Linked DNA regions of Homo sapiens: region 1 is linked to region 2. Evidence: chromatin loops called from intact Hi-C (ENCODE). Cell type or tissue: heart right ventricle. All regions are shown on one strand. Links, peaks and the distances in the headings refer to the core of each region. The heading gives the core; the rest is flanking DNA. Region 1 holds the start of LOC105372618 (a long non-coding RNA gene). Region 2 has its middle 160 kb from the start of LINC01370.

Region 1 (16,689 bases), core at 5,804-13,803, 310 kb before region 2:
GACAAATATCACACTCAGGAATAAGATGGCTCTGAACAAATCAGTTCCATCTGGGTCCTACTGTAAATAGAGCTTTTCCCTTCTGCCATGGAGGGTGGATTTTCATCCTCATCCGGTCCCTTGACCTTCCATTCTGCAGGGTCTTTCTTTTCCTGACCTCCTTGCTCCCCAGTCTCTGGGGCCTAGGAGAGAGAGAGAGAGAGAGAGAGAGAAAGAGAGAGAGAATTTCTTAACACCCCAAAGCAAAGATGCTCGTCAAGCTCAGGGAATGCAGGGAGACTTGGGAATTTGCTTTTATCCAGTGCCTGCCACATGGCTGAACCTGTGCTAGATATTTTCACCTGTCTCACCTCACTTCATTCTTACAGCAAGCCTATAGAGTAATAGATAATGTTGCTATTTTACAAAGAAATACTGAGACTGACATGTTTAAAAATAATCTATATATATATATTTTTGAGACAGGGTCTCACTTTGTTGCCCAGAATGGAGTGCAGTGGCATGATCTTGGCTCATTGCAGCCTTGACTTTCCAGGTCCAAGTGATTTTCCCATCTCAGCCTTCCAAGTAGCTGGAACTACAGGTGTATGCCACCACACTTGGCTAATTTGAATTTTTTTTTTTTTTTTTTGAGACAGAGTCTCACTCTGTCTCCCAGGCTGGAGTGCAGTGGTGCGATCTGGGCTCACTGCAAGCTCCGCCTCCCAGGTTCACACCATTTTCCTGCCTCAGCCTCCCGAATAGCTGGGACTACAGGCGGCCGCCACCATGCCTGGCTAATTTTTTGTATTTTTAGTAGAGACGGGGTTTCACCGTGTTAGCCAGGATGGTCTCGATCTCCTGACCTCGTTATCCGCCCGCCTCGGCCTCCCAAAGTGCTGGGATTACAGGCTTGAGCCACCGCGCCCAGCCAATTTTTTTTTTTTTTTAGAGATGGGGGTCTCATTCTGTTGCCCAGATTTGTCTTGAATTCCTGAATTTAAGCAATCTTTCCACCTCGGCCTCCCAAAGTGTTGGGATTACAACCATGAGCCACCCACCTGGCCTAAAAGTAAAATTTTGATTCAAGTCTGTAAACTAGTGAGTGGGGAGATTGAGTTTTGAAGCTTATCTGAAGTTCATTCCAAAGCCTGTTGTGTTCTTTCATGGTATCCTGCCATCCCCAACATCTGTATGTCCATGAATAAACTATTCACAGGAGGTAAGGAAACAAGAAATGTGGATATAAGTTGTATTTGGTCAAAACGTAGTTATTTTAAAAGCAAATGACAGCATGGTACAACCTCCTTGCAGAACTCTGTGGCTTTTTTGAATAAAGTTAAATATCTGCCTATCCTATGAACTAGAGAAATCATTCCCAAGAGAAATTCATACATAGGTACATGTTCACAAAAAAGACTTGTACAAGAATGTTCACAGCAGCCGTTTCATAATAGCCCCAAATACTCATCAGCAGGAAAATAAACAGACTGTGGTGTGTTCATATGGTAGAATACTACACAGCAATAAAAATTAGTAAACTAAGGATATATGCCACAAAATGGATGGATCTTATAAATACCATATTGCGCTAAAGAAGACAGACACAAGAGAGAACATAATGTATGATTCCAGTAATATAAAATTTGAGAATGAGGAAAATTACTAATATCTAAAAACTCAAGCTCAAGAGATAGCTAACAATCTAAAAATATTAATATTAAGATAAGTATCTGAATCCTATAGATTATAATTAAACTGTATTAATCTTATAGGTCAAGGTATTTATCAATATCCAAAGGTAGTAAAATTGCTAATATCTAAAGAAGTCACCTTCTTTCACTTTTGTTTAATTTTCCTCTTACTTGAAATTTATATAATTGGAATCATACCTTACACAACAACACCGCTGTCACTCTCACCCTTTCACAAAGGTGAAAGGAGTTACTCTGGGGTAGGAGGTGGATATTGCCCAGTAAGGAGCATGAGAAAACTTCCTGAAGCTATGGACGTGGATAGTTACTTATAAATAGACAAAAATTCATTGACTTCTGTATTTATGTTTTTTGTTTATAGACTAAATAATCAAAAAGCAGAACATAATATTTAATCAACTGAAGTGATAGGAAAAGGTGATCAAATTTGTCACTCTCAACGCTTTTGTTTTTATAAATTGGCTATTTGGTTAATTTTGACTCTACTCTTTAAAAAAGGTAGTGTGGACATGTGGAAAGATATATGTTATGCTATAATATTGGATGTTGGATGTTCAGGAAGAATAAATAAATGGTTTATTGATTTATTTCTAGCTCTTCTTAATATAGACAATGAGGTGTCATTCTCTTCCCTTGATAAATTGTTACATGCATCTCCTGCCTGCTCCCTGCCCATTTCCTGTTACCTTTATTCTTCCTCTCACAACTGCTATCACTAGCACATTTGTATTACACAGTTTAACAGGTCAGAGGACTTTAGGTGAACAGAGAGAAAAGGAAAAAGAAAAGCTGACTTCTTTAATTTTGGTGTTAAGATATATTGAAGTACTTTGCATGGCTTTTATTTTATTATTTTCAGAAGGGCTCTTGTAACAGGTCAACTCATAAATTGGCATGGCATCCTGTTTGTTTCTGCCAAAAATCAGTCAAAGTGAGAGTATTAATTTATTTGCACAGATATGTGTCAAATTCACTTAAACAATGCTGGGTTGTTAACACTGATGCATGCTATAAAGGAATGCAGACTTGATTTTATCACCATCCCTCTAAGGAGAGCAACCATATATTGGGAGGGGTTTCTATGATATTTATTTATGTTCCATGGCTTTTTATTTATTTCATGACTTCAATGAAGCCTGGAAGAACAATTCTCAAGTAAGCTGAGGCTGTGTAGACAGGTACTCTGAGTAATTTAGATAATTCATCTACATGTCTTACATCATGAAGTAGCTGCTCAGTTCCTTGCATCTCTTCGTGTAGCTGTGGGTTATTTGGGCCAGAGATCCTGTTCCCCTGAATCTCCAGGGGCTTTCTCTTCACTTTGGTAGCTTGAGTATGATTTCCAAAGGCTGCCTTTGGCCTCCCTGCTCTTCTGTGTGGATGCAGCTAATGACCTCAATGGCTAGCTAATGGCATCTTACTCTGCAGTGATGGCTGTTCTGAACACAGAGTGGGAGAATGGTGGTGGGTCAGGATGAGTGGAAAAGTAATAGTTTGATGATGGAAATGCAGACAACTCTTGGATTAAACTCAGTGCTCTGTTCCTTCTCCGTATGGATCATGACATGTTCTCTACTTCTGTAATTGAAAAAAAAAGTGAGAGCACAATTTGTATAATCACTGGTAGAGCATTAAGTTGTCTGGGCTGGCACAAAACAGTGGACAGAAGAGCCAACTGCTGACCTCAGTAACACATGCCTAACTCCTAGTGCAAGGTTTGGCTTGGTAATAGGATCTTGGTCATAATTACTCATGGATGTTCATGGTTATCTGGACTGGGACTCACCCTCCCTGTCCATGCAGGCAGTCAGACCCTGCTGAGAGATGTGCAATTCATAAAATCCTTCTATGTGTCTAAGTCCGTGGTTGCTATTAGTCTGCAAAACATGAGAATAAAAGGACTAATTAAAAAAATTTAAACCCTTCGACTTTTATTTCACTCTGTTCCTTATGAAATAGTTGTTTTCTCAGCTACATCGAGACACTCAACATAGTAATCTGCTTAGTTTTAAACAACGTCCAAATGTTTTCATGTTTATGTACTCCAGTCATTCTTGGCTTGCTTAATAAATTCTACAGATATTTACTGAGTACCTACTCTGTGCTAGACATAGTTCTAGGTAATGGGGACCAAGAAGACAAAGGTGAGAAGTTTCCCATTATTACAGGGCTTATGTTCTAGGGAGGGAGGAAAACAATAAGGGGATAAACAAATATACAATGCTAGGTGACAGGGTTAGGGGGTGGAGAAGGTGGGGCAGGGGGTATGGCTGTAGTTAGGTGATCAGGAATGATTTTCTGTTAGAACAGAGACCTGATTGAAGTGAAGGAGAAGGCCATGTGGCAACCTGAAAGAAGAGTTGTGGTGATGAGAATAGCCATCTTGGCCTACCCTCATGGAGAAAGGTGCAGAAATGTGCAATATAATTTGGTCCAGAGATCAGGTGAAATCTCTACTCTCTGGACCTCTTGATCAATGGAGGTCCTTGCTAAGAGTGGGAATCCCCATAAGCTAGTATTTCCATGGTTATCTTGGGCCCTGAGGTTCACCTCTGAAAGAGCACTTACTGATCCATGCCATATTAACCCAGGCATGGTCAGCTCCTTCCTTGATTGTCTATTCCCCTGCCTTACACGCATACAGAAGTAATAACTCTTTAGACTTCAACGATGGCTTGGCAATTAGGAATACCAAGATAGCACCTACATCTCAGCTTCACAGCTGCTTCAGAGTAAACATTAGGTAACCTCCTTGTTTGAAATGTCCTTGGGTCCCAGGACCTCTGGAGAAGCATCACTGGCCTGTTCCCCAGACAACACAACTCCCAACCTCCTGATATCTTGATGGCTCTTTGATTCCTTTCCCCCTTCCCTACCTCTCTTCCTTATCGCCTCTTTCATGGGTTGCTCTTGGAATCTCCAAATTCCTCTGGCTTTATTGTGTATTGGCTCTTTCCAGCTTCAGCTCCATCTTTGGCCAATATTTGTCTATCCAAACTTATCAACATGCTCAGCATAACATGAGCCTTTTGTTAAACAGCATACCACATTTTCTTTAGAAGGCAGTAGTGATTAGAGAGAGAAAAATGCCGAGAATGAAGCACCATATGTATAGATCTTATACGGATACTGGGACAATATGTTCTGCTGGGTTTGTCTAGTGGTTAAGTCTAGGGTTGCATCTTCAGGAAGGGAAAGGACTGGGTGCTATGGATAAGAATAGTATGAAGAAGAGACAGACCCTACAGAAAGAAATGGGAAAGTAGAAGGTGGACTTCAGACCAGAGACATTCCCTCTTCAGGCTTTGTTCTCTTGAGCTTAAGTATTCAGAATGTGTTCATGGGCTTCCATAAACAGAGATTTATGTTTCATCTGGGGAGTGCAGCCCTCTGACTATATGAGTTGATAACCTGGAGAGACTTTTAGGGGAAGAGGGCATGTACAGCCAAAGAACCAGGCTGGGCACAGTGGCTCATGCCTATAATCCCAGCACTTTGGGAGGCTGAGGTGGAAGGATCTCTTGAGCCCAGAAGTTTGAGACCAGCTGGGACAACATGGTGAGACTTCATCTCTACAAAAAAAAAAAAAAAAAAAAAGCCGGGTGTTGTGGCACACACCTGTAGTCCCAGCTGTTCAGGAGGTTGAGGTGGGAGGATCATTTAAGCCCAGGAGGTTGAGGCTACAGTGAGCTGAGATGGTGCCACTGCACTCCAGGCAATGTATCCATCAGTATTCCATAGGCATATTCTCTTTGACCTAGTGTTTTCACTTATGGAAATGTGACCTAAAGATACACTTTCATGTGACATATATACAAAGATTGTGATAACAGATCACTAGAAACAACCTTAATGCACATCACTGGAAACTCAATGTAAAAAGTGATACATTGATAGATGCTTCTAATTGTAGCCATTGAAAAGAATGAAGACCCCATTACTGGATGGACATAGAATGATATCTAAGATATGTTGTCCAGTGGAAAAGACAGAGGGCCGTGGAACGTATGCAGTAGGCTTTATCAAAGGAGTCTTGAAAAAATGTTTCTATGTAGAAGGCGTTGTGTGAATTAGTGTTAGACTGAGCTGTATCTCACCTGCTTGGCATGGTTCCTCCTAACTTCGGTGATCTGGTTCCCTGGGAATTTTATGCAGATCCCTGGCATGGTTCCTGGAACATAGCAGGTCTCCATCTCTGCTTGGATTCCCCTGGGGATGGAGCTTATCACTTCATTTTCCTTTGCTGGACAATTGTAATTCTCAGGGAGAGTGAGCTCCTCTGCCTCTTTTTAACACCCAGTGGGGGTTCTGGCCTGCCTCTGAGCAGGGTCACTCTTGTTGACAGTGCCCAGACCTTGCTTGATTGAGTCAGTTCTCAACCAGATTTTCTTCTAGATTCTCAGTAGCTCCCACACTGCCTTTAAAGCTAAGGAGAACCTTCCACACTTTTTTTTTTTTTTGAGACGGAGTCTCGCTCTGTCACCCAGGCTGGAGTGCGGTGGCGCGATCTTGCTCACTGCAAGCTCTGCCTCCTGGGTTCACGCCATTCTCCTGCCTCAGCCTCCTGAGTAGCTGGGAGTACAGGCAACTGCCACCATGCCCGGCTATTTTTTTTTGTATTTTTAGTAGAGATGGGGTTTCACCGTGTTAGCCAGGATGGTCTCGATCTCCTGACCTCATGATCCGCCTGCCTTGGCCTCCCAAAGTGCTGGGATCACAGGCGTGAGCCGCCGCACCCGGCCAACCTTCCACATTTTTGAGATGAGCTTTGCTCCTAGAGCATGGTCAGCCTGCCTGGGCACTGCTGCTAACGCCTCCCAAGATCTCTGGGAGCTGGAGCCTCTCTCCCTATCTAGTGAGTGCTTCCTTGCTGCGTTCTTGGACTCCTACGGTAGTTCTGGCAAGTTAGGGGGCCAAAGCTTTAAAAAAGGCTTGTCTGGCTGTCTCTTACTTCGAGGCTGTCAGCCATCTCAGCTCAGTTGTATGTAGTTTAATGAATTGTTACTCTCTTGTGCCTGTGCCCTGAGGTGATTTCTTACCACAAAGGGCAAACTTAAGAAAATCAAATAAATAAATACTAATAAACAGGGAAGCAAGGTTTGGAGAGGTTATTTGCTTTTCTGGGGTTGCAAGGTAGTGAGAGGGGAGCTGGGCTGGCTGCCACCTCTTCTGTGCTCCGGCCACTTTGCCATTTAACTGCCCCAAAGAGGACCACTTAAAAGCAAACATATAAATGGAAGTAACTTTTTCAGCAACTTATTGGGTCTTTTCCCACTTAGGAATATTGATTTTTCTCCTCACTGAGCCTGGGATGGAGAGGAATGGTTGAGTCTGAGTCTGAGCACCAAGTAGGTGGGCATGGTCCCAGCTTGAGTAGGTGTCAGTGACTGTACATCAGAAGTGGTTTCCAGGAGCCCATGTCCTCTCTGTGATAGACGGATTATGTAAAAGGCTCCAAGACACCATAGAAACCTGGCCTGGTTTATACCTGAAAGGAGGGAGGTGTACGGCGTACATTCTATTGTTCTAATCACGCCACTTTAATGAGATACAAAATTGTGCCAGTTTCATAATTATGATATATATCAGGGCTTAATTATATGTACAGGATGGCACATTCAATTGAATACATGCAAATGGAACAGAGATTTTCATTTCACATGTCTCTCCTACTCTCCCTAACAAAGAACTTTCTAGGGGTTTTAGGCATATGGGCATAGTGGAGAATCAACTTGTACCATATGCCAGCATCTTCTGGCTTTCAAAACAACAAGGAGACACTGAAAACCCATGACTAGTGAGCTAAGGACACTGAATAAATAAAGATGAACCTGATAAAAGTATAGTGGCTTTTGATAGCCCATGTAAACATGTCTGGCTTCAATTTGTGGGAATTTTCTTATTGTTAAATGACAAAAACATAAGAAAGAGCTAATAAAAATTATGTGGCTAAAGGTCTTTTTAAAAAGTACTAGAAAAGCAAGTTCAGAGTCATGGCTGCATTTGTTACTGATTATGAGCAGAAATGGGGAAAAACATTGACCCCTGTGACTTGGCTCTGAACGTGCTGATGAAGCCCCTGGGATCTCCCTGCATATCACTTTCTGATGCCCGTAGACTCTGGGACAAGAAGCAAGGAGGGAGAGCTCCATGCCAGGCCACGTTTTGTTGTAGGAATGGCTTTGTGAAGGGCTCTTGTGACACTCCAGGATCCACTTCGAGAAATTTCTCCAGTAGGCAAACACTATGAAAGAGAGACCTTGTGGGAGGAGGTAAGGTTGAACGATCTATCATGTCCCTGGCTTTGTCTTAGGTATTGGGAACACCTCTGGCAGGTAGAGAGGGAGCTGATCTTAGGGACTTTCTTCTTTCACCCAGGGCTACCTGATGACTCTCAGGAAAATCTGTGGAGCCGGGTCTTGGTAGCGAGCTGGCTGCCCTTTGTTTATGTTCTTGTAGAAACACTGACTCTAGAGAGAAAAACTGACCCATCTGTTGAGATGTTACCCAGACTTGCTACTGTTATTTTTCCATTCATTCACTCATTCATTCATTTATTCATTCTTCTCATGAGCTACTAATATGTGCCTGTCCAAACACTAAGGCCCTAGGAATGAATAAGATGGATGAGTAAGGCCTAATTCTGTCCTGCAGAGGCTTGCAGCCCAGAGGGAAAGGCATACAATAAAGTATAGGATATCCTCTGGTGGGTCCTAGCATAGCAGAGCTTTCCCAGAAGCAGGTGTAGTAAATGCTGCTCTGAGTGGGAATGATTTTGCAAGGAGATGACGATTGAAAAGTGTCAAGAGAAGTTCACCAGGTGGATATATTGGAGAGAGAGATTATTTCTGGTAGAGGGATTTGGGTGATAAAAGTCAAATTAGCCAGAAGCAGCTGAGGATTTTGAGGAATCTGCAGGTTTGCCATCTAGATATAGGTTTCTAATAAAGTTCCTTGATCATTCTATCCAACATAACTCATTTCAATGCTTGCTTTTTGATTTACATCTAGGGCTCTGTCCAGGTTTCTGGCATCCTCCATGATAATGAGTGTGAATGGATGAAAACTAATATGAGAAAGCCAGGTTTGTCCAGGAGGAGTTTCAAGTCTAGGAAAGGTAAAAGCATGCAGATAGCCTGTCCAAGGCATGCAGTGGTTAGTGCATTAGAGAGGCACAAGGAGATAATTGTAGGAAACAGAGGAGATACCACATGCTGGATAAACAGTCCAAGAAGGCTTCCTGGAGAAGGTTAAATTAGAATTGGGCCTTCAAGGATGGAAGACAAAAGACATCCTCCTTTGCATGAACAAAGATGTGGGAATTCCCTAGGCTAGTGAGATTATTTCTACTATCAAACGTCAACCTAACTTCCAAAACGTTAGTTTACAAACCAGGTTCTGTACCAGAATCCCTTGTTGAGGGCAGGGAGGAATTACATAGAAATTTCTGGGACTGACTCCTAGAAATTCAGATTTCAACTGGAATGCACATTTTAGTGAACTCCTCAGAGGACGCTGATACCCAGAACACAGATGGGATTCCATCTGATGGCGGCAGGAGGGAGGGGAGGACTGACTCTGGGTGTACACAGACATGGGTTCAAATCACAAGTTTGCCTCTTATTTGCTCTGTCACTTAAGGCAATATGCTTAGTTCCCTTCAGCCTCACATTACTTGTTTCCAGGAGGTGATAATAACAGCCCAGAAGGGTAGTTGTGAAAATAAATGAAATGACATTTGTCACAGTGCTAGCATAACTTCTGGCTAATAGTGGGTAGGGGATAAATCTGAGTTTTCTTCCTCTCCTCTATTCAGTAAAAATGGCATATATCTTCTGGGGTGGTCAAAATGCCCAAGAGGCATAATTCTTGGCTCCAAGAAAACACTGGTCACAGACAGGCGGGCATTTGCTATTCTCGAATAAACTGTTAGACACAAGGGAGTCTCCTGGACCTCAGCATCTCTTTCTTGTCTTAGACAATGCCTAGCATTCTCCAGCTATGCCCTTTAAACCTGGGCATTAAACAGTTTTTGTGTCCAGTGAATACACAAACACCCCTAAGGAATGTTAGTGGATTAAGCCACTATGAACTCACACCTTAGGGTAAGTGAAGTACTCGCTAAATGCTAACCTGATAGAGGAGTGTCAGCTCTCCAAGCCTGCAAAGTGATAATCAGGTCTAGTGGTTATAAAATTCTGCTTCATGAAGCTCTAGAGGTGAGCACACAATATTTGGTTGTGCTCTGGACAACTCTAGGGGGAGCCAGCCTCATAGTCTACAACATGCACTGTAGCTCCTAAGGCTCTGGCCAGAGCAACCTCCCAGATAGGACAGTCTTGAAGAAATCAAGCCTCCGTTCACAGGTGGAGCCTTAGGCCTGCCTCCAGGGAAGCTCAATGCTTCTGCTAAGCAAAGGTATCAGGAACGAAGGCATTTTAGGATTGCCTGTCATTCAGGCAGGCTACGGCTAATGGAGGCCTGCCTAGGCCAGAACCCGGGCCTGGGACCATGCATTTGCTCATCAAGGCCAGGAAGAGGCTTTGAAGAATCCACTTCCCCTTTTCCCTGCTGAATTATAAGAAATGGAGAGAGAGGAGCACTCGCAGCCAGGAAGGCAGGCCAAGGCAGCCCTTGAAGGAAAAGGAAAGTGAGATGAGGGTGTGGGTGGGTGGGGCGGGACATCCCTCCCTCCGCCTCGTCCTCCTCTGAGCTTCCTGCTGGGGGCACCTCTCAAAGTCTCTTGGGGAGCCTGGGCCTGTTCTCTGGCAGGGGCCTGAGCCGGGCCTGCGGTCAGCCTTCCAGACTCAGGGCACCTCCAGGCCTGCCTGTGGGTCTGGTTCCCTCACCTCAGGGCTCTCCTGGGAAAGCAGAGACAGGCGGGCCCGCCTGGAGCACTTTCGGGCAGCAATGACTTCAGTACTTGTCCCCAAAATAAATGCACCACAGACAAGACAATGTGGTCAGGGGCTGAAGAGTTACTGTAAATACCAGCCCGGGCTTCCTATTTCTGTTCCTGTGACTCCCAGGGGGGCAGGCGCTGGCCAGCCCGTTCCCAGTGCACTCTGTTCTTACTGCCACATCCAAGGAAAAGCTTTGGCCTGGAATTCCTCATCCAACTGTCCCTGGGACCCCTTTTTGGGTTTGCAGAAGGGACCTTACTCTCACCCCCAAGCAGGGCTTGGACTGAATCTGGCTTTCCGCAAGAAAGAGATGCAAACACTAAGTGTTGGCACTGTGCCAACTACTCACATGTTTTTGGCCTCACACCAAGCCCCAAATTTTGGAGAATCAAAACAAGTAACATCTTATCCTTAAGAGCACTGTCTTAACCCATGTATACCTAGTATTCCGTTATTGGAACACTAAGCTTGTGGGAGTTATTTATATCCTACTCCTCAAGGTCATCGCCAAGGTCCAATTTTTCACAGAAAAAATTTGCAACCTCCATCATCAGTGGGTTAAAGGCTTTACATGGTTTAGTACATATGGTCCTTACCATAGTCACAGGATGTAGGTATGTCTATACCCATTTTATAGATGAGAAAATAAAAGAAAGAACACAAGGTGCTTGCCCAAGGACACCCCATCGGTAAGCTAGGAGTCAAACCCAAGCAGCCTGACCCCAGACCTGTATTTGTAGCTGATAGGCTGCACAGGGCAATGGTGTCAATCACCTTCTGCAGATGAAGGGAACAATGTGCAAGGAAGGGTTCAAGGTCAATTGGCTAACAAGTTAGGGGGCAGATTTGAATCCAGGCTTGGTGGGCTCCAAAGGTCCTCCCACTGCACCGGGGCACCTTCTAGGGGCAGGACAGCATCACATCATTGGAACATTTGTTCTGACCTCTTTCCAGCTTCTGGGCAGCTGACACTCTGGCTTGTAGCTACCTCCGAGGGTCAGTGCTTAACAAGGGTTGAATCAACATTCATACACACCCGCACGGAGGCTTCTAATTTGAGTAAGTTTGCTGTTTCCAAGGACAGATTGTCCCTGCCTTTGGGAGGCTGCTCTGGTTGTGGTGTTTCTTGCCTTTCAATTATTGAGTGCTCTCAGGTATATCTCCCTCAAAGTCTTCTCACTCTTGAAGAGGCATGCTACATTTGTGAACTGATCCCTGCCAGGAAATCTCACAGCAGTCTCAGAAGGTGTCTGGTCAACCTAGGAAATGGGCACATAGCTCATCCTATTCAGCACCTCTGCTGTAGAAGGGAAAACTATGGAAGCCAGGCATTTTCCTCCTAAAGGGAACTAGTTATATAGGCTTGCATGTAGAGAAAGAAGAGAAAGTGGACTGAGTCGACCACATGGAACAAAATTTAAATGCTGTGTCATTTCTTTCAAGCAGATCTGCTGAGGCCAAGTGGAGCCATAATACCTTCCTGTTCACCCAAGGTATCTGATAAGATATTAGCATTGGGTGATAGTATACTGCTTTCTGCATCTAATAGAATTGTGACATCTCATCTGGTTTACCTCCTTGCTTTTGCTAATAAGAAGCTCATAACTTAAATTTATACTCAATTGTTATAACTCTTCTCAAAAAGAAGTTATTGGAATACTTCTATTCCCCTTCCGCATACGGGCTCTTGTGTTTTGTTTAGGATAGGTCAAAAATTTGTTCATTTTATGTGAACTCATTTATCATAAGTCACCTGGCATTCAGAGTCTAATAAAATAAATTTTATAAGTACATTTTGTGACTAGTATGTGCCAAGTACCATACAGTTTAATTTCATTCACTACCCATTTGTTGTTTGCTTGTTTATTTCTCAAATATTTGTTGAGCACCTTGCATATGCCAAGGTGCCTGTCTTAGATTGCTTGCGTTGCTATAAAGGAATACCTGAGGCTGAGTAATTTATGAAGAAAGCAGATTTATTTGGCTCATAGTTCTACATGCTGTACCAGGAGCCTGGTATCGGCATCTACTTCTGGTGAGGGCTTCAGGGAGCTTCCACTCATGGTGGAAGGTGAAAAGGAGCAGGTGTTACGTGGTGAGAGAGGAGAGAGAGGTGCCTGGCTCTTTCAAAAATCAGTTCTCATGAACACTCATAGAGCAAGAACTCACTCATAATCTCCAGGAAGGCACCAAGCTCTTCATGAGGGATCCGAGGCCATGACCCAGACACCTCCCACCAGGCCCTGCCTCCAACACTGGGAATCATATTGCAACATGAGATTTGGAGGGGACAAATATCCATACTGTATCAGTGTCATTTTTGGTACTGGGGACACTCTGGTGGGCTAGTCAGGCAAGGTCCCTACTGTCCTGGGGCTCACCATATAGAGGCGAAGTCAGACATTAAACAAAAAGTACACATGTGTAAACACACAATCCACACATGCACTCCACATGCACTCCACACACTACATACACCACACGCACACACTCACATACACACACTCACATAATGGGCCAGCTAGTGTTACGTGCTATGAGAAAAAATTAATAGAGTAAGAAGTAAGAGGATGTCTGGGTGGTGGGGCAGGGAGGCGAGACCCTGCTGTTTTGCATGGGTTACCAGGGGAACCCTCTTGGTTGAGCTGACCTGTGAGCAGAGACCCAACCAAGCAAATTACAGTCATGTGATAACCGGGGAAATGCAGGCAGTTCCTATGAGCTTTACAACAATCGGGGGGGGCATTAATGGAATCAATGGCTTTTAAAAAATTAATTTTCTTAATAGAGAGGGAGTCTGAGGCTCAGAGATTTAAAATACTTTGAAGCTGAATCAGGCTTCTATCCCAGGCCCTATGTCGTTTCCCTCAGAGTGCAGCACGAAGATGTGTGTGAAGGGTTTGGGGTCAGACCCACCTAACTTTGCATTTCACTTCCTCCATCTCACCAGCTCAAGGCACCAGAGCGAACTTGAGCAAGTTGTAACCTCTCTGTGTTTACTAATCTTGTTTACTAATCTGTAAAATGGGGATAAAAATAGTCCCTACCTCACTGGATTGTCATGAGGATGAAATGGTTGGCTTAGTATGTGGCCAGAGGTTGGGGCCCATTGATGTAAGCCATTATTCTTATACATGTTGTCTGTCTTCCTTCGAAGGAGACAGGCTGCAGACTTCCAAGTCACTCTGGCTTATATGTAATGCCCTGCTCTCCTTCGTCTCTTTCACAGGCTCGAGGAGACTTTTCCTGCCGCAGCACAGGCTGTTCTTGCATGCTGAGACAAGCAGCCTCAGGGTGCAGGGTGGAATTGCTACACCATCTCCCTTGGGTGTCTGTTATCAGGGATTGATGGCAGACCCAGCCTAGAGCATTTGGAGGTGGTCTGAGTGGGGTATGGGGTGAGGGAGTTTCCCAAAGAGCCAAAGAGTGACTTGCCCTTCCTGAAAACTGTGCCATAGAAAACCTAAGTTTTGCCTTCCATCCGACAGCAACTTCCTTTAAAAGCATCAAGGAAGGGAAACACACAGAGGAGGCGGAGCCAGTTGGAGCTACAGCTTAGGCCCTGAACTGGGATGCTGGTCCCCTGGGATCCTGTCTGGATTTACAGAGGCTGTTTTTTTGATCAAAATAGAGGCCTTAATGGCTTCCTGTTTAGACGTTATTGCTTTACCATGAGACCCATGGGAGATAGTGTAGCAATTCTACCCTGCACCCTGAGGTGGAAGAGATGAGGACACCAGAGTATTACCTTCTGAGGGTTGGCTGCATCCTGCCCTGCCTAGTGCTTCTCTGACAACCACAGCTACTCTCTCCAGGCTCTTCCCTCCCCTTTAAACTGAGGGGAGGTAATGGCTCCTCTGTGTTGCCAGCCCCCGGATGCTGCACCAACTCTTCTGGGTCTCCTTAACCCTGCTCACACCCTTGTAAATGCTCCCTATAATAAACTCTCCTCGGTTATCCCCGTTCAGGGCACCATCTGTTTCCTTCCAGGACGAGCACTCATATAAGTCGACAATGCATCTGCATTCTAGAAAATAATTCAGTGTTCCAGACAAGAATATTGTTGATTTTTGAAGAAATTTCCCATACCTACACTAAAGGAACACCAAATTTATTACTGTATCAGTGAGGTGAGTTAACATAAAACAATAAGTTGACTACTAAGAAATGTAAATGGCTAATAAACTGAAAAATCAGCTCAACTGTAATGAAATAAGTCACAAATAAATAAAAAAAGAGTTCTAATTTTTACCTTCTCAAACCCTGTTGTGGAGATGCTAAGTGGGTTCCTTAGGGAAATGCATCAAGAGCCTTAAACATTTTTATTCTTATGAGTCAAACAACTCTTTTGTGAAGTGTTCACTTAGGGAAGTACTCAGAGATGTAAAGATCTATGGACAAAGATGTACATCTCAGGGTTGTTCAATAGTGACGAATTGGGAACAATGTACATGTGCTACAGAGGAAGGTTGGCTTAAGAAACCATGCTCCATGTAGAAGTAAAGTGGTTAAGCACATAGTCTCTGGCATCAAACCATCTGGTTACACATTGTGCCATGGTGTGTGTCATCTAACCCTCGCCATGGAAGCTGTGCTTGGCAGGAGACACCTAGGAAGTGCTCAATGAACATGAAATTTATAGATAAAAAGTTATTTTCTAGGAAGGCCCCTCTACAGCCATTAGGTGGATGCTTCTGAAGCATATTTAATGATATGTAAAATTATTTGTGGCATAACATAAAATAAGGATAAATAAAAGAATAATTTAGAATTTAGATATAGAATAATCCTCATTATTTCAGCATGAAGGTATGCTAAAATGATATGAGCCTTTAGATCTAGATGGTATGATTACTGTTGATTTTGATTTTCTTTAGTTTTCAAATTATTTAAGATTGATTATTAACCTACTCCTTTTCCTCTTTCTCTCTCTTACTATGGAGACACAGATGACACCATAATAAGACAAAACGAAGTGGTCTACAATCCCATTTCCCAGATATCTTTTTGACACATACACATGCACACACACACACACACACACAATTTAAAACAGCTCAAAAACAAAATCCAAAATCTTCCTTCTCACCTACAATCTTCCCAGATGAAACCATTGGTAATAAATCCTTTGATTCATTGCAGAAGAAAGGATGTGCACATACCAGCAGATCCAAGTTCTTTTCAAATAAGCTTGTATTGATTTTATAATCAGAAAATTGTAGCATGTACACATTTAAAATGTGGGCATTTTTATTGTCAATCTCTTGAGGAACAGGCTTGGGTCAAATGGCCTGTCCTTGTCCCATTGGGGGAGGATCAGGAGCATAGGCACTACCTGTGGGGGAAGGGGGACAGAATCGGTTTTGTGGTCATTGGCCTGGGATGGGGAGGGGCTCTAAAATGCACACCTCTTGTTGGTCCTTGGTTTCCTCATCATTGGAATGGGACAGATCTTGAACACTGCACACCTTACTTACTTTGGGACAATAACCAGCATTAAGACACTAATGTTGATCCCCGAGATCAAGTATTGCTGGTCTCTGCTGGGCCTCCAGGAGCATTGCTACGAGCCATGTTTCTATGTCCTTGAAAACATCCGTCTTCAGTTTTTCCAAGGACCTCAACTCTCTTGATTTATCCAGTTCCCCAAACCCCCACCATCTGGATCCAGCTTCCGCACCCTTCCTCGGAACCAAACTGAGCACATTTTGTTTTCTTTTGCTCTTCCCTGTCTTCTCTAGTTCTACCCTAACTTCCCTAGAATTTAGGTCATTGATTGCACAAAAAAACAAAACAAAAAAAAGACAAAAAAAAAAAAAACCCAAAAAAAACAGGGAACCATGGGGTTGAACACTCATATTGGGCAATGCATATAAGGTTCATAAAATTAACTGGAAGCTGTCTCTTGATGCAGTTCCCTACTCATTGAACTCATGTGACTTGAATAAATCACTAAGACTCTTGATGTTCTGTTTTGTTCTTTGTGCAAAAAGAGAACACTCTATTGTCTTTGGTTCACAGTGGTCAACTCTAGAGAGTCTTCCATCTCCTGAGTACAGGGGAGAGGCATAATGGGCAGTCCACAGCAGCAC
Region 2 (16,689 bases), core at 5,163-13,162:
ATAAAAGTGAAACATAAGATTCATCACACCCACTGTTTTAATCATTTTTAAACCTTCTATAACTTTAAGTAACTAAAATATTTTTAGTAGTTAATGCTTACTGAATTTTTAGTGCTTTCTGAACATAAAATTGCATTAATATTACATTCTAGGTACAGTACTAGGTATTTTGCATTTATTCATTCAATATGGATGGTGTGCTAGAGATTGTAACGATTGCTGAAGAGCTGGAGATTAATTACATTCTATTCCTGCTTTCAAAGAGCTTATAGTTTAATGATATAATTGATGTATGATGTAGTGTAAACATTGAGGAAGGGTTCACAGAAAAGGTGCTTTGTAGCTGGGCATGGTGGCACGTGGCTGTAATCCCAGCTACTCGGGAGGCTGAGGCAGGACAGTTGCTTGAACACGGGAGGTGGAGGCTGAAGTAAGCCAAAACAGCATCACTGTACCACTGCACTCCAGCCTGGGTGACAGAGTGAGACTCTGTCTCAAAAAAAATAAAAAAGACAAGAAAAGGTGCTTTTTCCAGTTTAGCAGGGGCAAGAACCAAGATACATTTATTGGAAGAGGTGATACTTTACCTGAATCATAATTATTAGTAGCAATCAGCCAGAAAAAAGTAATTTAAATACATTTATTTATCTTCATAACAACTCCAAGAAATAGGGGTTATTAGTCACATCTCACGTACCCTTTAAAGTAAAATGTCCAGGCAACAGAGTTAATGTCATGGAGCAAATTTTGTAGGAGGACATCCATCCTAGCTAGCCAAATAAGGATTAGTTATCTATGTATCTATGTATCTATCTATCTATCTATCTATCTATCTATCTATCTATCTATCTATCTATCTATCTATCATGGATCGAATTGTTCCCCCCGCCAGCCCAGAAATTTGTCAATTTGTATGTTGAAGTCCTAACCCTCAATGTGACTGAAGGTAAGGTCTTTAAGGACGTAATTAAGGTTAAATTAAATCATAAAGGTGGAGCCCTAACCCAATAGGACTGGTAGCTTTGTAAGAAGAGGAAGAAATACCAAAGATCTCTCTCTCTCTCTCTTCACATGCAGAGAGGACAAGCCATGTGGGGACACAGAGGTGAAATGGTTGCCTATAAGCCAGAAACAGTGGCCTCACAAGAAGTCAGCCTTGAGGGTAACTTGATCTTGGACTTTTATCCCCCAAAATTGTTAAAAAAAAAAAAAAAGTTATTGTTTAAGCCACTTAGTCTGGTATTTTGTTATGGCAGCCCAAACAAATTAATACACTGTCTATATGTATAATATGGCTTAAAGAGATTTTAAAAAGTGTAATTAATTTAAAAATATATAGTTTATTTATGCATAATAACCTAATACTAATGCATTGTAGTTTAATATGTATATGATAAGAGATAGCATTGATCTCTAAGGATAAGGAATGTAGGAATGTGCATTCCTGGTTTCTGATTCTGGGATCTACTTTCTCTCTACAGAAGGACCTTCCTTGTTTCTATCAGCATGCACAAAGGTGGACCTGGCACCAGATAGAAATAATCTCTTAGTTGGTGTTCTCGACATTAACTAAATTGATCATTACATATGGCCAATCAATTTGAACATATTAATTCAAATGCTAGGGATGGAACATCTGAGAGTGTTGGAGAAACCATGGGTACATGTGGGAAAGCCAAACAAGATTTGAGAGTGACAGCATTTTAACTACCAGCTGAGTGGTGAACCCTTGCATAGGTGACCTGCGGATCACTGTATTTTCACATCACTTCACGTCCAGCCTGGAAACATACCTGATTCAAATGGAATATTCCAATGTAACAAGTAAAGAAACTGATAAAAGGCTTTTGTACTTACATGGATTTTAACCTCACATCTCTGATGAGGGTAGAGTGAATATATTTGTGCTAGGGGCAGTGAAAAATATCTCTTGATATTTTTGGAAGCTGAGGTCTTCTAAAGTTGACCATCTCCTTACAAAAGTGTCTTTGGAAAAGTCACTTAAGCTTTCTTAGCCTCACTTTCTTTAGGTAAAGGGTTATTTTTATCTATCTCAAAGCATTATTGTAAGGATCACAGAAATAATAAGAGAAATTAGAAGATACTTTTAAAATGTTAATTTCTCTTTCTTCCTTCCCATTATAGATTGTGATCATAAGCTCCTCAGGTTTAATCTTTCTAACGCTTTCGTAAGTTTATTCTACCTAAAATAGTTCACCTAAAATATGCATTCTTCCTTATTAATGAGATTTGTATTTGGCCTTTGAATAAGCTGAATGTTGTGTAGCAAATGGGCCAGGTGGTAATCAAACTTTCAGCCTTATTATTGAAATCAGTGAAATATTGACTTATTTGTAAAATCATCAATAACTTTCAGAAGTGAGATGCTTTTCTCAGATGCTCAAATTTGAATTTGGCATTGAAACAAAATGTAAAGCTTTTAAAGCAAAATAAGTTTTTATAAAATGTCATCTACCACGCCTCTTCCCAGAATGATGCAGAAGACCATATTGTATAACAGAAAAATGAAAAAAAAAAAAGCCTGAAATGATTGTTGGCCTTACTCAGAATTCTAAATATGTAGTTTGAGTTACTCTAATAATTCAGAATTTCAAAGGTCCATTTTATTTCAAAGAAAACCTCTTAGCCTAATTTGGGGTGGATGGAGAAGGCTGCTCTCTCTGGCCAGAAGTCTCCAAGTATGATTTATTCTAGCAGCATTTCTATGAGATGTTTTTCCCTTCTCCCAAATTTTGTGGAAATGCCAAGACTCTTTCTTTTAAAACTCAATACAATTTGGCTCAGAAACACAAGGCACGGGGAATAGGATACCAGTTATTTAACTCTACACTCCTTCTCTCACCCCTGACTAACCTCTTATTTAAAAGATTTAAAATAATTTTCCATATAGAAAACGTTTTACCTTTTGATTTTTTTGGATATTCCTTAAAAACCACCTCTAAAGTACTGAAATGTAATATAGTGTGCACAGGTGAAAACTACTTACTCTTTCGAAACAGCATTTCTTTTGGCTCAGCCAAAAATACAAAAATGTTTTTGCTTACTTCCCACTAAAGAAAAAAGCTATTTCATGAAGTAAGTTTCACCTTTGAGGAATAACCTTTAGCTGTGAGAAGTCACCAACTGTAAGTTAATATTTGTGCAGAGCCCTGGCTCTGCATCATAAAACCTTGCTAAACACATCTGCCATGTAATATTTGTGGTGTAGCCAGGGGCATAGTGCTATGGAAAGAGCTTCGATTTTGATCTCCTTGGAATAACTGTGAGTCTCGGAAATACCATGCAAACTCTCTCAATTTCAGTTTCCATATCTTAGACATGGGACTCCTCTCCCCACTTTACTTGGACTCTATGATGACAAAATAAGGAGCCAGGCAAAAGGCAAGTTCTTCACCAGTGCCAAAGGCTCTCTCTCCTTCATCTGCCTGCCTTATTTTCTAAATCTAGGTCCAGCCCATGATCTTACGTTAGCATTTGTAGCAATGCTGTCCTTCAATGTTGTCCATGTCTCAGTCCCCAAAACCCGTCCCCAAAATATATCTGAGTATATTATCTTACATGGTCAAAGAGACATTGCAGAGGTGATTAAGAATCTTGAGATGAAAGATTTCCCTGGATTATCACAGTGGGTCCAACATATTCTCAAGGGTCCTTATAAGTGGAAGAAGGAGGTTACACAGCAGCACCTGGAGATGCTGTTCTGTTGGCTTTGAAGATGAAGAAAGGGGTCTCAAGCCAAGGAATATAGGAGATCTCTAGATGCTGGAATAGGCAACAAACTCAATTCTCCCTTAAAACTTCTAGAAGAAATGCAGCACTACTGACACCGTGGTGTTAGCCATGTGAGATCCATTTCAGGCTTCTGACCTCCAGAGCAGTAAAATAATCAAGTTATGTTGCTTTAAGCCATGAAGTTTGCATTAATTTGTAGGAGCAGAAACAGGAAATGAATACAGCAACTTTTCAAGGCCAAGTGCTTTGAGTAGCTATGGAAGGTGTAAGCATTGGCTGTTTATCTCCTTAGATAGGTAAGATGAGGTTGATGGGACAATAAATGCAATAGACGGTTTCTCTTTTATAGGCAAGAAACCTGAGTTTTCCAGAGCAGAGCACATAATTTGATGTAGACAAAACATGTAGGCACCTTTTATTTTTTCTTCAGCAATTTCATTAAAATGCCTATTGTGTTTTTGCAAATTTGAGCCAATATGACTTCTTTCTGAAAATATGATCCTACAGATAGCAATAGTATCTATCTTTCAGAAGTCCAGAGACACCCTCTATTTCTGCCTCAAGAAGGCAAATCTTGAGGCAGAAATAGAGGGTGTCTCTGGACTCTGAAAGATGGGTACTGTTGCTATTAAAAAATAAGTTTAACCTTTTACAACACATTCTGACTGAACCTGAAGTAAATCCACAAAACATGATCTTTGTAATTTTGTATCTCTCTGGGGAAGTGTTCAATCCAAGGAAAATTCAAGTGAAGCTCTCTGGATTTGACACTTCAGCCCTGAACTATGGCTATTTCAAGAGGTTTCATGATTCTGAAGTATAGCAAAATCTGACTGTGTTCCCATTGAGGGGCAGGGAGACACACACACACACACACACACACACACACACACACACACACTGAGAGAAGGGGTGGGGAGAGAAAATTACCCACCTGGGACTAGAGGAGAGAAAAATCCTTTGCTATTTTGTTGTAGGTATTTCCTCAGAACTAACCAGAGCAAGCATCCAAAGACAAGCTTGTTTAGACATCTTATCACTTGGTCTTGAAACATTTTTTATGAAATGCTACAGAAAGTGTTAGCATATCCAATTAGTGATGATATGGTAGAGTTGGAAAAGTGTCAGTTGCCTGTGTGGTCCCGAAACTTTTTCTGGCCTTTTAGCCAATGATATTTATTTTAATAATAGCTCAGAGACCAAGAGGCCTCTCCTTTTCCCTCTTCATGAACAAATTGTGAAGAACTCCCCTATTTCTTATTCACATCTCTGGAATATGTGTGTGGTGGTTGCAGAAGAATATTTCCTGCTGAAGGTGGATCTGAAACACTGAGAAGCTGCCTGCAGCTCTCTGAAGCAACCTCATGCAGGAGAACAATCAGACTATTTCTGTCTGGCTTTTAGGGCCACAAGAAAAGAAGTAGAAAGAAATAGATGATGACTCACTGAAAGACAGACTTCTCTAATATGAAGAGTACTCTGATTTTTTTTTGGTAATCTAGCTGGAGCTAAGGATTCTGTGATCCTGTTTTGGTGCCCTTATCAATGCGTGTAAACTGCCGTAGGTGTAGGGTTAGAAGATGGCTTCACAAGTCACACATTTGGTAAACCCACTATAAATGCAATTGAAGTAGTTTTAAGTTTCTGGAGGCTGGGGATATTCAGACATAGGTCTGAAGACTGCTTGTTAATGATGTTCTAGAAAAGACTGAAAACCCTGAGGGGTGTATGGACTGTTTTATTTACTCAACTTGTCATCAAATGTTCATTAATTCTACTACATGCAATGCTCTGTGTTGGATATTGCACTGGTTTAAAGATCTACCTTAAATGTTCGTAATTTTATTATTCTATTCATTTTGGTATGGATGGGAAAGGAGAATGATCAAACAGAAGTAGGAGTCAGTCACATCTTTCATGATGCTGAAAATAAAGTCTCATGAAGTCGTAGATAACAAGAACAACAGTAATAATTGCCATATGGCCCAGGCGTGTATATGCATCATATGATTTAATCTTTCAACAGAACTTTGCAGTAAATATAGTAACTGTTATTCTTCATGTAAGAAAATTGAGGCTCAGAGACATCGGATAAATGCCCCAAGATCCAGTGCTAGTATCATCTGGAGCAAGTATTCTACCCAACATATATACATACGTACCAAGTTAGCATGTGACCTTTTGGCTAGAGACTTGCAGAATGATGGAAATGGAAATACAGCAATTACTGACAGCATATTTATTTGAAGGCAAGTGAAATTCCCTCCCAATATAAGTTAGCAGCAAGGTATTCATTTTATAAATAGAGATTTGCAAAGTCTCATCTGGGATGAGCTTAGTGATAAGTCAGTTGGCACTGGGGGCTTGCAAGATGTTACTTATGGCAAATTGGTTCAAGCACAAAAAGTTGTTCTTAACACTGTCTTTTTGTTGGTGACTTAAGAAGCAGCTAGAGTTAAACGTATGTATGACATTTCAGTATATTAGGAATTTTTGGAAGCAACAGGGAAGTATACTTCAAATACAATCCCCCAGCACTAGGCCAAGCACTTTCGCGTACATCCACTGATTTAATTGCCTCAGTGGTTTCAGAGGGTTGATGTTACTAACCCCATTTTTGCAGAAGGAACATTAAAATTCAATATTTTGTTCTAGACCACAGGGATTATTAGAGCTTCTGAAGCTGGCTGTTTGATTGCAGGCTTGCAGTTTATGCCTAGCTATGCATTTATAAAATATGGTAACTCAAACTGCTTTTCTGGGTTGTACTGTGGTTCTAACCCCTCTTTTGTAATAGTGTAAATTTTATGACAAGAGATGGTCTAAATTCCAAATAAGAAATCTTGAAGGATGAAGACTTCTGGTATATGGCTAGAACCAACTTTGTTTTTGACCAAAGAGATTCAAACACCAACCCAGTGGACAGGAATGTCACCATTCATCACTCTACACTAAACCATTTGTCAGGGCATCTATGGAGGGAGCCCTGGGAACCACTGAGTAGTAATGGTATGTAGACCATCAGGCTGAGCTTTGTATACCAGGATATGGGAGCCCTTGCCCTCACATCTGTATTCCATCCCTACAGACTCTGTCTCAGGCCTGGGTAGGGAAGGAATCTGCAGGCAATAAAGAAATGAAAGCCCTAGATTAGCTCTGGTTCCATGCCATGCTCTTCTCCAGGGGTGGTATTGAGTAGCAACTCCTGGGCCACACATGCAGGAGAGAAACTGATGTGAAGATGTGACTCTTTTGGCTGTGGCTGCCTAAGCAAAGCATCCCTGTTAGGTATGTGACATGCTTTCCACATTCCATTTTCTTCTAATGATTGAGCTCTGCTGGAAGAATAGGATTTGGGTTCTCATTGTAGTGTCTGCTTCCTCAGAAAGCCTGAGATGCTACAGTTCCCCAGTGAGGCTACACATGGAAAAGAGATTAGGCTGGGCACAGCTTTAGGGCAAGGCCACATCAGGACTCTGGCCTTGACTGTAAATGTCTCTGCACTCATCTCTCTGCCTTTGGCTTCCATAGTCAGTCCTCACTCCCCAAGCACCCCCATTCAGAAGCAATATTTTAAAACAGCAAAATCAATGAACTTCAAAACCTCATGGACAGCAAAAGCAAAACAGGGCTCAAAAATCTAAGGAGACCAGACATTTGAGAAAAAAAATTTCAAAGCACAAAGCCAGCTCAATCTCATTTGTAATGGGTCACAGTTTATTAGGAAGCCAATATGAAACCACAAGCAGGGACTAGCCCTGTCCTACTTTAAATGGACTTTCCATTTCCTTTGTAATGGTCAAAATGCAACTTGGTTAAAATGGACTTGTTTGTGAAATTTCTCCTTTCACAATTAAAAAAAGCAGTAAAGTATTTTACACATTTTAGTTTAAGTATTCAACCTTAAATACTTGTTTCTTTTGCTTTACATTAATTTATTATCAGTATTAAATACATTTATTGTTTTAAATTTATTGCTGTTACTTTATTAGTAGTAGTATAAATAATAGTGCTAGTAGTGGTAGGTGCATGTTCTAGTTTGGGCCCAAATCCCTATCTGATTTCATATACATACACACCCACACACACACACACACACACACACACACACACACACACACACATATTCTAGCCCAGCTCACTGTGATATATTTGGGAGATAAAGAATCTGCTGATTCAGAGTCACCTATCTCAGCCTCCTTACCCTTAGGTCCTACCCTAATCCCATTTTAAAAAAAATAAAAAACTAATATGTACACAGGGAAAATAAATAAAATAATATAATATGGGGTAAAAAGCAAAAGTTTGTGTCATTCCCTCAGTTTTTATTCCACTTAGGTAACTGTTTTTTATCATTTTCTCACATATTATTACATATTAAGTACTTATCCACTCTAGCATATGTAGACAAATGTTTCTCATTATGATCATTTGGATAATTTATTCACACACACACACACACACAGAGAGAGAGAGAGAGGTTATTTTGCATCTTGCCTTTCTCTCTTCTGAACACTATATTTTGAAGAACTTTATCAATCCATATGCATGTTTTATTTTTAAAATATCTTCCTAGTATTTAATTACAAAGATGTACCTTAACTTATTTAACCAGTATGCTATTGATGGAAACTTAGGTAGCTTCCTTTTTAAAAAAATAAATTAGAAATTATGAGACCATAAAAATATATCTTTATTATTATTATTTTGCTTGTGCAAATAAATATATAGAATAATTTCTGCTTTTCTTAAAAAAGTAGGCTATGAGCGATCTTTGCATCCCAGATGAAAGACTGTCTAGATCCTTCTTAATGTAGCGGACAAGGACAGTAGCAACAGAAATATGTACATGCACTGAAGAGGAAAACGCCAAGAAAGCAACTGATTCTAAAAGAGGGGTCAAGGACTATACACAGAAAGGAGCAGGAGAAAAGGCCGAGGGAAAATTTGCTTCAGTTCTGTTCTGTTCATAATAGCTTTAAGGCCCCCATGGCCGCCCAGCCCTGGGTACCTCACTATGCCTCAGGCTCCTGGAGACCTCCTCTATCTTCCCGGGGTTGGATAGAAGAGGCTTGAGTAGGGGAAGCCTTGAGCTCCCCCTAGAGGCTGGAGAGCATACGCTAGGCCAGAAAATACACATCATAGCAAATTAAAGGACATGTTTCAAAGAAAAAATACGCCAGTATAGAACAGCTGGTCACATGCATGCCTCTTCCCCTGGTGTCTTAATTCATGTGCATACATTTTCCATAACTGCATTGATGGCCTAGCTTCAATTTTGTATTCAGCTTCCCCCACCCCCTTAATACTACACAGCAAATGTTTTTCCATGTGGCTACATAATCTTTCTAATTACCATTTTAATGACTTTATAATACTCCTTCCAGTTCACATATTGTAATTTATTTAACCACTCCCTATTGGTGGACATTTTAGATTGTTTCCAGACTTTTAATAATATAGAAGGTGGTCCATATAATATCTGCTGTTTTCCCCTTTTTAAATGGTTTCTTAGATTAAATAGTGTGTCACAGGGTAGGGATGATATCATAGCTCTTAATACTCTTTGATCTTCTGATTCCACAAGCAGGAATGCTTCTGATAAGGTACCAAGATACTAATTTGGGTATCTGTTTATTGTTATTATTGTTTTTGTTATTCTTGTTATTGTTTTACTTCTGCAAGTGTCATAATGTAACCTACATTACGCCTTAAGTACATTATACATGAGCCTTTCACATTCTACTAATTCTTCTCTACTTTCCACACAGCCAAACTCATACATTTAGCCATTGGTTGATCATTTTTTCATTTATCTTTTGAGAACCTAACATTTATCAGGAATTTGCTCTAGAATCTTGTTTCCTTGGTAACATTGCAATTCTTATAGAAAACAGGAACAAAGGATGAGAATGCATCATATTAGTGAGCTCATTTTGTAAAACTCAAAAAAAATACTTTGCAAAATTCTAGTTATCAAACTTAACGAAAATGTGGGTTGGAGAAAATTTGCTAGCACGCCCCAGCTCTGTGCAACACATAAGGGCTGAATAAAAAGAGAACTGAGGCTGGGCACGGTGGCTCACGCCTGTAATCCCAACACTTTGGGAGACCGAGGTGGGTGGATCACCTGAGGAAAGGAGTTCGAGATCAGCCTGGCCAACATGGTGAAACCCCGTCTCTACTAAAAATGCAAAAATTTAGTTTGGCGTGGTGGCACAAAAAAATTAGTTTGGCATGGTAGCGTGCACCTGTAGTCCAGCTACTCGAGAGACTGAAGCAGGAGAATCGCTGGAACCTGGGAGATGGAGTGAGCTGAGATCACGCCACTGCACTCCAGCCTGGGCAACAGAGTGAGACTCTGTAGCAAAATAAATAAATAAATAAATAAATAACAACTGAGAAAGAGTGTGGAGCTGGTTGAAGCAAAGCATTGTTGGGTGGGTAGGAATTTACCAGCAGATAAGGGATAACAGTGGGGTCCTAGAATCAAACCGTTTGTATTGAAATCCTAGCTCTGACCCCTTAAAAACTGTGAGGTCTTAGTAATTTATCTTTTCTCTCACCCTCCCTCTTTGCTTTCTTACCAGTTCTCTTAGGTTTGTATTCAACTTTTAAAACTCAAAGAAAATATCACCTATAAATTTATGTTCTTCAACTTCTTCAGGAAAAATAAAACTCCCCCTACCCAGTGTTCCCAATCCATTCATTGATATATCTCTATCATAGCCCTTATCACATGATCACTGGAATGCACAGTCTTTGCAGGGAAGAGGTCATGTCTTCCTCCTCTTGGTGTCTCCAGCATCTAGCATGGTACCTGCCGCATATTAAGTACTTAGAAATTTTTGTTGAATTTAATGACTTGAATTGAATGTTTAGGTAATTATAGAACATAAACAGGAAGAAATATTATGTAGCAATTAAAAGGATAATTAGGAAGACTGAGTAGCTCGGTGGGAACATGTTTATGATATGTTAGTGTTAACATGCAAAATGATACCTGCATTATAATTCTCACTGTCGGAAACTTCTCAGGCTAGATACTAAGGAGACGAAGAAAAATGTGAAAAAAAAATATTTATCTCTGAGAAGCTCCTGCTATACTGAGGGAGGCAGGTGTGTGTAAAAATGATCACAGGGTAGGGCCAATGATAGCAGTGTGCATGAAGTACTGACAAGGGAGGGAGCTGAGTTTGTCTGGGGAAGTTTGGTGAGATTGACAGGACATTCACTGTAGGCTTTGGAGATTAAGTAGTTGTTAACAGACAAGAAATCAGAGTAGGATTTTCCTTAAAATGGGAAAAATACAAGAGAATAAACATGCAATGCATTTCAGAGGAATAATTAGGCATTTCCATGGGGGCTGGTAAGAGATGAGACAAAAGCATAATGTTGAGTTATATTGCAGGTGACTTGCTAAGGTGTTTGATCTTCAACATGTAGACAGAAGGGAGTCCTCAAAGGTTTTGAAGCAGCAGAGGAGTGGCACAATGATTACATTTGTTTTTAAGACAATAAACTTGGCCGAACCAAAAGGATGGGCTAGAGTGATAAATACCAGGACAAGGACACCAGAGAGGAGGCTACAGCTACCTGCTTCAAGTGAGATATAAATTGACTTAATAGTGAAGCTGGAGCTGGAGCTGGTGGGGTGGACTTGACATATCTTCAAAGGAATATTAGATAAGACTTACTGACTTATGTGATGATGGGAGGTGAGTTGAAGAAGCAGTCTAGAGTGATGCATGGGGAAAGACAATTATTTGGAAAAAAGTGTAAAAGGAGTAGATCTCTGGGAAGAGAGATCGTGGAAATGAGGGAGTGGGCAGATGTTGGGTTTAGTTTTGGAAATGTTGAGTGCATGGTGCTAGTGGGCTTTGCATCCACAGAAGCCTGATATACAGTCAAACAAATGATTCTAGGTTCTTAGGAAAATAACTCTGGCAAGAGATGTCCACAAACTGGGGCTAAAAAATAATCCCACATCTTCAATATCCATGTAAAACAGGATGTGTGTTATAAATGAAAGTATTCTGGATGCCTGACTGCAAGTCTAGGCTTTCCTTCAGCAGATGTGAGCAAATTACTTAACCCTGTTAAGCCTCAAATTCCTCATCTGCAAATTGGGATAATAAATCTTGTCTCAGAGGGCAGTGTGAAAATCGGATGAGATAAAGCAAGAAAACACCTGCAGGAGGACCTGATACGTGTCACTTCCACCCCCACTTGCACTTTGCCCTTTCTCTCCCACAGATGATCTCAGAACAAGAGTAAAGGGCTTGAAACAGAAACCAACACAGTTGTCTTTAAAATAAGTATCAAATAGATCTCTGTCCGATGATGACTGATTTTTGTCGTGCTGGTCTACTTCCTAATGTCAGATATTAGTAAGGTTCAGGGACCAGATCTTCTCTTGAGTGGTACCTATACTATTTTCCAATTTAAGATCTCTCTGAGATGAAATACAGAGTTTCTCAATATGATCACCATCTAGGTATAATCTGTATCAACATTCCTATATAGTAGCTTTATTTCTCTCTCTTCTCTGCTGAGAGTAAGACCTTGGGTTTCTCTTGCTGATTTGAAATGAGTCATCTCTATGTATTTTCATACAATATGATGATACTAATAAAATGATAATAACTTTCATTTTGAGAACTTGCTTTATGTTAGTATTTTAGGTGCACCAGTTCTTTTAGCCTATGCAAAAAACCTTCATGATTTTATGTTTTACTCATTATGAATGATGAGGCTGGGGTTTAGAAAGGTGAAGTGACTTGTCCGCAATTGCATAGAAAGTGAGTGAAGAACCTAGGATTTGGAAAGAAACCATGGGAATCCACTGTGTAACCACTACCTCTCAATCAAGATGGCATTTTCTGACACTCAGGGAGGGAGAAGGAGTGAAAAGAGATGCAAGAAGTAAGGAAGTGTTGTATGTATATGTGTTTTAATTGCTGTTCCTCATGAATCATAAGTCACTCTTGTTTCTCTATCAAGGAAGGCAAAAGGACAAGCAAACAGAATGGAATTTATCTATGATTAAAAAATTATGACCATTTATATGCAAATGAAGTTTGGACCTATGCTTCTGGAAGACTGAAGGGGATTATGCATAGTCAGAAATTTGGGGTTTTTCTTCTTTTCCACACACTCCCAGGGCATGTGTTAAGGTTCAGCAGTGTTCTCCAGGGAGACGGGGAACACGATTGATGATCTTGGTTTGTTTCACAAGATACAGTCACAATTAGTAGCTATGATCATGCCCCTTCATGCATTTGCCGGAGAACCCTTGCCAGTCTCCCTGATCAAATGCTCTCTGCTCTGTAAAGCTTTCTACAGGAATACTTTGGTTTCAGCAGAGTTAGTTGCATTTTTTTCTGGGGCTCTGTAATGGCACAAATCAGGTTAACTAATTCATTCATAGACTCATTCATTCAACACATGCCGATTGAACACCTTCTTGTACCAGATACTGTCCTAGATACTGAAGATAAAGTTCACATCTGATTCTAGAGCAAACTAGAGAGATAAGGTCACTGTTCTTCCATGAAGCATACTTGACTGAAGGAGACAAATAAACAGGTAAGCAAAAACAATACATATAACAGAATTACAGGAAACGATTTGTGCAGTGAAGAAATAAAAGCGGGTGGATGGTCAGGGAAACTTTTCTGAAGAAGGTTTTATGAATAATAGCCTAAACGAAGCTAGATAACAAGCCATGGAAAGATCTAGGATCAGAGACCAAGGCAGTGGAATTGTAATTTCGGCCAATATGCATGCCATGTGAGGGCAGAAACTTTGGTCAGTAGTGATGGAAATGGTGATGACCATGATGATCTTCAGTATTACTCTTGAGCATCTATCAGGGTTTAGTTACCTTGCAGGTGATTTGTACTCGTTTATTCTCCACAATAGCCCATGGGAGGTGGGTATTGCTGTATATGATTTGCAGATGAAGCAAAACCCTTAAAAAAATAAGGTGACTTGCTCACGGTCACACAAGCAGTAACGGGAATTAGCTGAAACTCAAACTCCAACGTGTTTCCAAAGCCTATAACCTTCAATGGCCCCTTGTTTTTATATTCCCAGAATCTAACCCTGGGGTCTGGCACTGTAGATACACAACAATACAATGTTTGAGAGAATGGGTGATATCGTTATCCTCAATGCCCCATAAATGTCATCTCATATGACTAAATTTCGGGCAGGCCTGAGGCTGTGGTGCATTTAGACATTTGACAAGTATTGCACCTGTGAGAGGATGGTGGGATAAAGCTTAAGGCCCTCAAAGGTAAGTAACTTCAATGTTGAAAGTCAAGTATGGATATGAAATGAAGCATGATGACTCTGTCTCTACTTCCTCTATTGTATGTACATCGCTTTAGAAAGAGGAGAATTTTCTCGTTCCAAATTACCATACACACACACACGCATGTGTCAGAGACACAGTCCTATTCCCACAAACACAAAATATAACAAATAGATGCAGTTGTACACAAAGATGCACATGGTCACGAAGGATGCAGAAACCCAGGCACACAAACTTGAAGCTGACTTTATGACCACCAGTTTGGCTCTAAGTTCCAGGGTCAGTTCACAGCAGCTGGGAGAAATTTCCATGTTTCTATTTTTGTTGCTTCAGCAACAGCCTAGTTCTCCAAAGTTCTTTTTCTCTTGGGGCCACCCAACCTCCAACTGCTTCTTCCCCTTTCTCAGCTTCTTTCAGAGGGGATGCTTTTCTGAGCCCCTTCTGATCTCCCCGGTGGAGTCAGGTGGCACAGCTTTCCTGAAATCCCTGCTCCTGTCTTAGGGCCTTGACATTGAGTGGTCCCATGCCTGGGATGCACACCGTACACCCCATGGCTCCCTCATCATTTTCCAGTTTTGCTCAAATGGCCCCTTCTAAATGAGTTCTGATTTGCCCAATTATTATTGCAACCTCATGATGATAATGGTGACGATGATATAACTATTACTATTGAGCATCTATAAAGGCCTAGGTACAATTTTAGGTGACTTGCACTCACTTATTCTGCACAATAGCCTTGTGAGGTAGGTATTGTTGTGTTTGACTTACACGTGAAGTAAAACCTTCAGGCAAATAAAGTGACTTGTTCAAGGTCACTCCTGCTGCCCTTTCCCCTACCTTGCTTGACTTTTCCTTTACTTTATAGCAGTTACTATTTTCTAACAAACTAAATAATTTACATACTATGCCTTATTGAATGTTGTCTTTCTTCCGTCCTCCCCTACATATAGATGTTAGAATAAAGCTCTACTTAGGTGAAAATATTTCTCTGTTTTGTTCCCAAGCACCAAGCACAGTGTCTGGCATGTAGAAGAAATCAATAAGTATGTTATGCATGAATGATTGAATGAATAATTACTAAGCATCTAATATTGACCAGACCTTGTATTGTCATTTCACCTACCCTTTGCTCTGTGAAATAGAGATCATCATCACCAGTTTGCAGATGTAAAAACAATTAGTCCTAGAAAGGAAAAGCAACTTGCTTAAAGTCACAGAGCTAGTCTGAAATGAGATTTAAAAAATATATACTGCTGAGGGGGCACAGTGGCTCACACCTGTAATCCCAGCACTATGGGAGGCCAAAGCAGGCGGATCACCTGAGGTCAGGAGTTCAAGACCATCCTGGCCAATATAGTGAAACCCCGTCTGTACTAAAAATACAAAAAATTAGCTGGGTGTAGGGGCAGGCACCTGTAATCCCAGCTACTCAGGAGGCTGAGGCAGGAGAATCACTTGAACCTGGGAGTGGAGGTTGCAGTGAGCTGAGATCACACCATTGCACCTCCAGCCTAGGTAACTCCATCTCAAAAAAAAAAAAAAAATATATATATATATATATATATATATATATATACACATATGTATAAAAACTGCTGACTCCAAAGTGCTACACAACATCCATTCTTTCCACCCAAGGACACTGTGGTCAGCTCAGTGACACTGAGATCCTTTAAGTGATCCTAGAGGAAGGTGTCATTCCTTGCTGTGCTCATGTCCTCAGGATTATGACGTTGGCTTGATGGTGAGGAATTTTCCCTCTTCCAATTCTCGTCTCTTGTAGCCAACTTCTGGACCTGACTGCTAGAACAGTAATCCACAGACTTCTCTAGAATTGTTTCTTGGATGTTTCTTGTGATTTCTGGAAACCTTGGGATCTCTGTGCTCTTGGTTGGCTGGTCACATGCCAAGGCCACCTGACAGAAGGACTTCTGGACCAGAAGATTCTGAAAGTCAGAGAGACTGCATGCAGAATTTCCTCCATTCACTGGAGCTTCTCCCTTCTGGGCAATCCTATTAGTCTCTGTGGCCACAGCTGGAGCTATCTCAGCTAGAAGCTGCCTTTAACTCATCCTCATCAGTTATGCAAGCACCAGCATTCAGAGCCCCTCACACAGGCTGGAGCCCTGCGAAGAGACTGGTGTGGAGGGAGACAGAGATTGAGGAAGAGAAGGAGTGGCAGAAGGAATACTTGACACTATAATGATGATTTCTTGATTTTTTCCTTCTTTGCCTGAACCCATGTCCCTTCCTTTCTCCCAAGTTAGAAATCTGGAAGTCACCATCAACTTCCTCTCATCTTCAGCTCCATACCAAAGCAATCACTGATCCCCCTCTTTTCTTTCTCACATTTCTTCACCCATCTCCTCATCTGCAACATAACAGCTACCCTCTTGCTCCTGACCCAAAACATCTTTATCCTGGAACCCAACAGTTCCTTCCTAATTGTTCTCCTGGCCTCCAGATGTGTCCCTATCCAACCACAAATGAAGTATTCTGACCAGGTTCTTCTGCTACTAAAACTGTCAGTGGCTCTTTACTGTCCCAAGAATCACATCATTTTCCTTGGGTTAAAAGGCCCTGTGTGAGCAAGCTTGCAGCGACATTTCTAATTTCAT

The links. Peaks named below come from ENCODE experiments on the same cell type or tissue, not always from the same donor. Only the 100,000 strongest peaks of a DNase experiment are listed, where the experiment ranks them.
Region 1: a loop joins it to region 2, with 2.8 times the contacts of the local background. A loop is called at or near these places in 2 of 110 quality-filtered maps.

Annotation. Positions count from the first base shown.
Region 1 is chr20:40,464,745-40,481,433 of GRCh38, reverse strand. LOC105372618 (a long non-coding RNA gene) reads left to right here and starts at 13,695. Exons shown (of 3, transcript XR_936718.3): 1 at 13,695-14,727. In heart right ventricle, for the core only: a CTCF peak has its summit at 9,956; a DNase peak (open chromatin) is centred at 10,713; H3K27ac peaks cover 1,523 bases; H3K27me3 peaks cover 1,138 bases.
Region 2 is chr20:40,152,428-40,169,116 of GRCh38, reverse strand. No RefSeq gene overlaps it. Among named protein-coding and RNA genes, the nearest start is that of LINC01370, 160 kb to the right of the region's middle. In heart right ventricle, for the core only: CTCF peaks have their summits at 8,659 and 8,860 (motif pointing left); a DNase peak (open chromatin) is centred at 8,846.